Linked DNA regions of Homo sapiens: region 1 is linked to region 2. The links are chromatin contacts, found by Hi-C or POLR2A ChIA-PET in ENCODE. All regions are on one chromosome and are shown on one strand. The core of a region is the stretch at or near the end of the contact, and the rest is flanking DNA. Distances in the headings are between cores, read along the strand shown.

Region 1 (3,393 bases), core at 573-3,072, 39 kb after region 2:
TTGAGCTTTAATTGGATGCTGGAGTCCTTAGTCCAGAACAAACACTTTGAAAACTTCACACTGGTACAGAAGCGATATTGAAGGTTTTGAGGCACTAAATCAATGAGGAAAAAGAAATTACCAGCACAGGTGGAACTACGCCCTCTATGGAACCACTGGTGGCCTCTTTCAAGCTAGTACCTGCCTTTGCTGAGCAAAGGGCCATTTTTGAGACCATTCTGAGTCTTATTCAAAACATAATATAAAGCTCTATTTCCCTTTAGTCTTGCTGTAGGATATCAGTGTTCTGAGACCTGATGTGTCCTATTTTTTTTTTTTCAAATTTTCTTTATGGCATTTTTTTTTTTTTTTTAGACGGAGTCTCGCTCTGTGGCCCAGGCTGGAGTGCAGTGGCACGACCTTGGCTCACTGAAAGCTCCGCCTCCCGGGTTCACGCCATTCTCCTGCCTCAGCCTCCTGAGTAGCTGGGACTACAGGCACCTGCCACCATACCCGGCTAATTTTTTGTATCTTTTTTAGTAGAGACGGGGTTTCACTGTGTTAGCCAGGATGGTCTCGATCTCCTGATCTTGTGATCCACCCGCCTCGGCCTCTTTATGGCAATTTTTTTTTCCTATCAGTCATTCCGAAATGATTCTAAGAAGACATAGTTATTGGTTTGAGTGTCCCTCTGTGCAGAAGATCTTGGGGGACAGATGACCTAAGCTGATCGGTGAAAGCACTTTTACAGACTATAAGAAGAATAAGAAGCCTTTGGCATGTGCAGGATGGACTGAGTCCCTGAGAAGGAAAGATTCAGTTTAGATGTGAGAGAATTCCACATGTATCCTAAGTTGAATGTAGACAAACCTCAAAGAAGCTTGGTGCTTTTCAGGACTCATACCAAATGGCTCTAGACCATTGGCTCTTGGGACCTCACACCTAACTAAAAGCTTATTTACAATATAGTCTCCAGTTCTGGTTACCTTTCAACTGGAAGAATATTCTCACCCCTGAGGCAATTCAACAGGAGGCTGTCAAGTTGATCCAAGTTTTAGGAAAACTTGTTGTTCTGAGGAATGAGGTTAAAAGTTTAGTCTCACCATACAGGAAAAGCTTACCCAGTGGAATATTAGGTTGAAGTGGAGTGAATGAAATTAATGCAGCCTAGAGGCTTAGAAAGATAAAACGTAGTTCAAGATTCAAAATTGGACAGTAAAGGGAAGCTCAGGAGAGAGCCAAATCGGTGGAAAAATAAAGCAAGCATATGAAATCAGACACCACTCTTATACTCAAAGAATGCTAGTGTCAACAGAGCTGCAGAACAGGTATGATGATAGCACTTGAATGAACAAAAGAAACGGGAGGGATGCGGCGTCGGTCACGGCAGGAAAGGGGGTCGATGCGGATTCAAGAACAGTCTTGTTAGTCTGAGGGTCCTTTTCCTGTTCAGTGAATTCTTTTGTTCTGTGTCCTTATCAATCCCACACCTTGTCTAAGTAGGAATGACAGACAAGCCATTCTTAATGACTTCCTAGCTTTTGAAACTATTTTGGTGTCAGAGAGGGAAAGAGCCACATTTAAGTTGTAAAAATTGAGGTTTCTGTTGGCTTAGTAAATTTCCTTCTCTGAGATGACCATTTTTGATTGTAGATACAGAAAAGCATTTGCATAAATATGTGATCTGTGCAATGTTCCAGAAAATTGACATCTCTGTCGCACCTCATCAGGCCAGAGAGTCAAATGGCAGCACAGCTCAGGGCTCCAGTCGGCAGTCCCTGCTATGTCAGCACAGCGTGGCTGGCATCTTCCTCCCTGAGGGCCAGTACACATCCTCTCCTAGGCACACCCACTCTCCATTAGCACCGGGAACAATGGTTCACTGTGTCAGAGCCCCGGCCACGCCCTGTGCCCGGACAATGCACGACTCCACAGCCCTACCTCTCCCAAGCACTGGTTACTTCCTTTCCTTTTTATTTCCTCCTGTGTGGTAGAGTGCATGAAATACAGTTTTTTCCTTCTGTCTGAAACAAGACATTTTAAAGAGTGGTAAATGATGACCGATTCACTTTCAGTCTCTCTTCACTGGGGTTTTCCTAACCTCTCCAAGGTTGAACAACAGATAGGAATTTGGTTCAGAACACAGGGAAAATGGTTTCAAAAAATTCAATTTTCACAGTTAATGTTCACTAGGTAACACATATGAACGTTTCTCTCTAGAGATGATGCTTTCTATTATCTTTAGGTATATTTCATATGTTGAGCTTTGCTTCCATAGTGAGGATGGACCTCATTAAAGCAATAACAGCAAGCTAGGCAGCTTTATAAGTTTAGGAAAGGAGGATGTTATGTTCTAACAACCATTTTGTAACACAGGAAGTTCTGTATTTAGAAATTCGCCCATCCATCTAGCAATCAGTCAGTATTTATTAAGTACCTACCTTGTTATAGTCTAGTGTAAGATTTTTTTTTTTTTGAGACGGAGTTTCACTCTTGTTGCCTAGGCTGGAGTGCAATGGCGCGCGATCTCGGCTCACTGCAACCTCCGCCTCCTGGGTTCAAGCGATTCTCCTGCCTCAGCCTCCCGAGTAGTGGGGATTACAGGCATGCGCTACCACACCCGGCTAATTTTGTATTTTTAGTAGAGATGGGGTTTCACATGTTGGTCAGGCTGGTCTTGAACTCCTGAGCTCAGGTGATCTGCATGCCTCTGCCTCCCAAAGGGCTGGGATTATAGGCATGAGCCACTGTGCCTGGCCTTAAGATATTTTTTAAAAGTCCCTATTCTCAAAGAGTTCACAATTTGGTAAAGAGAGAAAGACATGTAAACAAATGATTATGGTGGGTTATAGTAGGTACTATAATAGAATTATGTATAGCATATAATGTGGATACAAAGAAAGGAGTGGGAAGGAATTTCAGCAGTACTGATGTATCGGCCAGAAAAGGCTACATGGACAGGGTGGTCCCTGACCTGAGTCTTATAAAAAGCAGGGGAGACCATTTATGGTATAGTGTGCAAGTATGCACTTGTGTATGAGTACACAGACACAGACATAGACATAGCTGGAGAGGACCTAGATGTCCTGCAGGTCTGGGACAGCGTTGTTAAGTCAGGCATCCTGTAGGTTATCAGGGACCAGCCATTAGAATAGGAGACCAACATGAGGAGATCTGCGTGTGATGTGAGATTCCATTTCTGAAATCAATGATTTCTTTTGGTGGGTTTAACTCTTGTTTTCCTTTATAGAGCAATGAAGTTTGTGGTAAGAATGATAATCTCAAATTGAATTCACTGTGTTCTGATTTTGGAAATGCACGCTGAAGGATGCCAGGGAGCTGAACTGACAGCTCCAAAGGCTGGCACCAGGCATTCCATGAGCGCATTTGCCCAGCCAGCCAGCCAAATGTGGC
Region 2 (3,668 bases), core at 706-3,205:
CGGTTGTGGAAAACAGCCTGAGCCTGGCCACAGACATACTTCCCAGATGAACCGTGGGCTCACTCAAACGTATGTAACCAGAGCAATAAAAACACATGTCCACACAAACCAGGAATGCAAATGTTCACAGCAGCAACATTCGTATCATCCCCAAAGGAAACAACCCAAATGAGCTTCAGGTGAACGGCTGTGCGGCAATGCATCCACACGAACGAAGACTATGAAATGAATGAAAAGGAACGAACAGACACACCGGGGAACATGGTAAATCTCAATGACATTGTGCCAGGTAAAGGAAGGCCAGCACAAAAGACACATACTGAAGGATTCCATTTACACAACATTCTAAACTTACAGTGACCAGAAAAGGGGCGGTGTTGGGGGCAGGACTGACTACAAAGCAGGAGGAGCGAGCTTTTTGCTGGGGCTGGAGATGGTCCTGTCTTGGCTGTGGTGATGGTTACACAACTGTATATGGCCAAAACTCATCAAATGTACACCCTTAGTGGGTGATTTTTATTTTAAATAAATTATACCTCATTAAAGCTGGGGGTTAAACCGAGTCCAGCACCTGGCACCAAGTAAATATACACAGTAAATTATTCATCCTCTTCCTGTTAGTTGCCATTTAGAATTATCAACCTGTGCCTGCCACTGAAGCCACAATGATGTCAGGCTTAAGTGTTGCTTTTCTCCTTCAAATACTATGACACAAAACTGCTCCCTCTCTCCCCCCCCTTTTTTTTTAACTACTTACCCACCTTAAAAAAAAGGTAGACTTAATTAACACTTGTAAAGCACCTTGAGACACTTGAATTAAAAAGTAATAGAGGAGGCTGAGTGCGGTGGCTCATGCCTGTAATCCTAGCACTTTGGGAGGCCGAGGTGGGCAGATCACTTGAGGTCAAGAGTTCGAGATCAGCCTGGTCAACATGGTGAGACCCCCGTCTCTACTATAAACAGCAAAAAAATTAGCCCAGTGTGGTGGTACATGCCTGTAATCCAAGCTACTTGGGAGGCTGAGGCCGGAGCCGAGATCACGCCACTGCACTCCAGCCTGGGTGACAGAGCGAGACTCCATCTCAAAAACAAAAAACAACAAACAAACAAAGTAATAGAGGAGTATCTGGCACTGCTATTGCTCTTCTGTTTTCAATGATGCAAACAGTATAGCTCTTTGTTTGCTAAGCGACTTTAGTAAGGGTTTTTTTTTAATTAAAAAAAACTGTTTAATCTGAAAATGAAATTCAAAGGCCTGCTGACAATATATTCCTCGTCTCCATTCATGCCAACAATGACTATGCCAGCGTTTGCAGATTTATGCCCATGGATTCCCAGATTGGGAGACAGGAAATGGGTGTCCATCCTCCCCCACCTGCAGTTCCAAGCTGGCCGCACAGAGCACAGGGAGGTTGGTTGCTCAGAACGTGGCCATAACATTTACCAGGAAAAACGGAGTGAAGAGGAAGGATGGGAAGGAATGGAGGGGCACAGGATGGAGATTTTCCCAATCAAGTTGGGGAAAAGTATGGCTGTTTCACTCAGCATTTCTCTGCTTCACTAATTAAAAATGATTTTAAGAGCTAACAATTGCAAAAATCTTCTTAAGCTTATCAGTGAATTCCTGAATATCCCCTGGTGAAGTCTTCCTTTGGCATAGACGTGCATGCCCGAATCTTAATTTCTCTCTAGCATTCTGGGTGATCATGCCATAAAGCACAGGCCGTGGAGTCATTTTCTGAGACAAGAAGTCGCTCCACATTGGGCTTTCTGGCTGGTTCTTTTTGGCCGTGGGTCTGGTTACAGTGGTGGCAGAAGAAGCGAAGTCTGTAGCCCTCATTACAGACCCTTTGCTGGCTGGGGGCATGTGGCTGTGAGAGAGGAGCAGAACTGAAGCCAGTTTCTCCTGCTCTGCACTCTGAAACCCGAGATGACGCGGCCTCTTTCCCGCACAACAGTGTAGAGCGTTCAGTTGGTGTTATGACTTGTCTGGTTCCCACAGAGGAAGGAATCCTGCCAAATATTTGTAATCTGCACTTAAGTATGCAATCAGGGAAACCACACCCAGAAGCAAGTGCATGGCTACATAATTAAAATGGTCTTGCTGGAAGACCAACTGGAAATGGTTGGAGAGGGTGTGGGGGGAAGCTGATGAGTGAGTGTCACTGGGATCTCTGACACTTTGGCCATCATTCTCTGCAAAACATTTTCTCCTTAGACTCTAGCAAGCACGCATCTTTCTCTGTGTCCACTGATTAGTCACAGTATTTGTCTTTGTATAACCATTTAAGAAAATATTTGCATCTATTTAAAGGATCTAAATAGATCCCCCCCGGGTTGGCTTGTATTTATGGCATAAGCCATAATGGAATGTACTTATATGCAAACCATCTTTCCCTCTGAGTAAAGCATTTTGGCACATTTTCTATGACAGCACTGAGTCACAGTGCACAGTACATTAACGCAGCAACTTCTGAAATTGAGCTGCCCAGGTTGCAGGGCTGGCAATGCTTTATAAAAGGGTTAAAACCATTCACTCTGAGGTACTGGTAAGATAAAGGACTAAACAAACTAATGTGTTATCCTTGGAGGCAATACAATTTTTTTAAATGAAATTACTGAAATTAGTAAGGATTAAATTTAATTTTTATAGTCAGATAATAGCTACCAGCAGCGCCATCTGTTGAAATATTCCAAAACTTCATTTCCTGCATCCCAAATAATATTTACTTAAAGGAAGATACAAATGTTTAAAATCACAAGTAGGACTGGAACTCCATCCTCAGTTTTAGGCAAAATCACAACTATAATATTTTCCAGGACAAGAGGCGCCACCCCGTTTGTCAGGCCCCAGAGATGTCCTTACCTACATCAGTAACCCCTTCAAGGTTCACGAACCTTCTCACTGACAAAAAACTCCCATAACAGAAACGAAAGAGCTCCTGTTCAACTACAGCAACACCCCCAAGGCTTGAACATCAGGAAGGACGTGAACAGCACCTGCTACCTAGACTCTCCCGCACTTCACGGGCTGGTTGGGTTTCAGACCTGGAAGTGGCGCAGGCCTCCAACCTCCAGGGGAGGAGGATGAGGCCAATGTTCTAGGTCAAGGTCTTGCCTAAGATCAGACAGGTGGTAGGTATCAAGGTCAGGAGCTGCATTCAGGCCCCAGGTGTTCTGAATTTCAGCCCAGAACGCTTCCCATTGGATTCCAGGGCCAATACTAACTCCTCCACTCAGCAGGCCATCAGCAAGCTCCTGTGTTCCAGGCACCGTCCTTCTCCTGTGTTCCAGGCACCGTCCTTGACACTAGGGAGAGAGTTGCCAGCACAATGGACAGGGCCCTTAGCCATGCAGCTTCCATTCTAGCGGGAGGAGAGACACAAAGAGGCAGGTGAAGAACGTGAGGGGGGTTCAGAGAAGCCACGGAGGCTTCTCTGATGCAGAGACTGAAAGAGTGTGGGGAGCAGTCCTGCCCTCTAACTTTCTGGGGGAGGAGCAGGTGTCAGTGCCCCAAGGTGAAGCTGAAGGGTCAGTGTGGTTGGAGAGAGGGCATGGGGGTAAGAGGGCAGGAGCTAAGCGGGGTGAGGTTGGGGCGGGGCAGGTCATGGAGAACACTGTAAGCTGCGGGAAGGACCTGGAATTCCACTGAGAGAGCTGTAAAGCCA

What was found. A loop is a pair of places that touch in the nucleus more often than their neighbours do. ChIA-PET counts read pairs that join two places held with the same protein, here RNA polymerase II (POLR2A). Pooled maps may share reads with other maps.
Region 1: a map of heart right ventricle shows a loop between it and region 2 (2.3-fold over the local background). The contact joins two enhancer-like sites. A Hi-C loop is called at or near these places in 4 of 168 maps with a recorded cell type or tissue (CD8-positive, alpha-beta T cell, PC-3, heart left ventricle and 1 more), 5 of 37 single-sample maps with no recorded cell type and 6 of 50 pooled maps. POLR2A ChIA-PET finds 5 or more read pairs at or near these places in 5 of 52 experiments (AG04450, H1, activated naive CD4-positive, alpha-beta T cell and 1 more).

The regions. Positions count from the first base shown.
Region 1 is chr6:1,722,994-1,726,386 of GRCh38, forward strand. All of the region lies in intron 9 of GMDS (GDP-mannose 4,6-dehydratase), which reads right to left. Among named protein-coding and RNA genes, the nearest start is that of FOXC1, 110 kb to the left of the region's middle. Within about 2 kb of position 1,823, at least 13 of the 41 ENCODE cell types and tissues checked have a DNase peak (open chromatin) inside an H3K27ac peak, as active enhancers do; they include PC-3, where a contact is called at or near this core.
Region 2 is chr6:1,684,281-1,687,948 of GRCh38, forward strand. All of the region lies in intron 9 of GMDS (GDP-mannose 4,6-dehydratase), which reads right to left. Among named protein-coding and RNA genes, the nearest start is that of FOXC1, 76 kb to the left of the region's middle. Within about 2 kb of position 1,956, at least 5 of the 41 ENCODE cell types and tissues checked have a DNase peak (open chromatin) inside an H3K27ac peak, as active enhancers do; they include PC-3, where a contact is called at or near this core.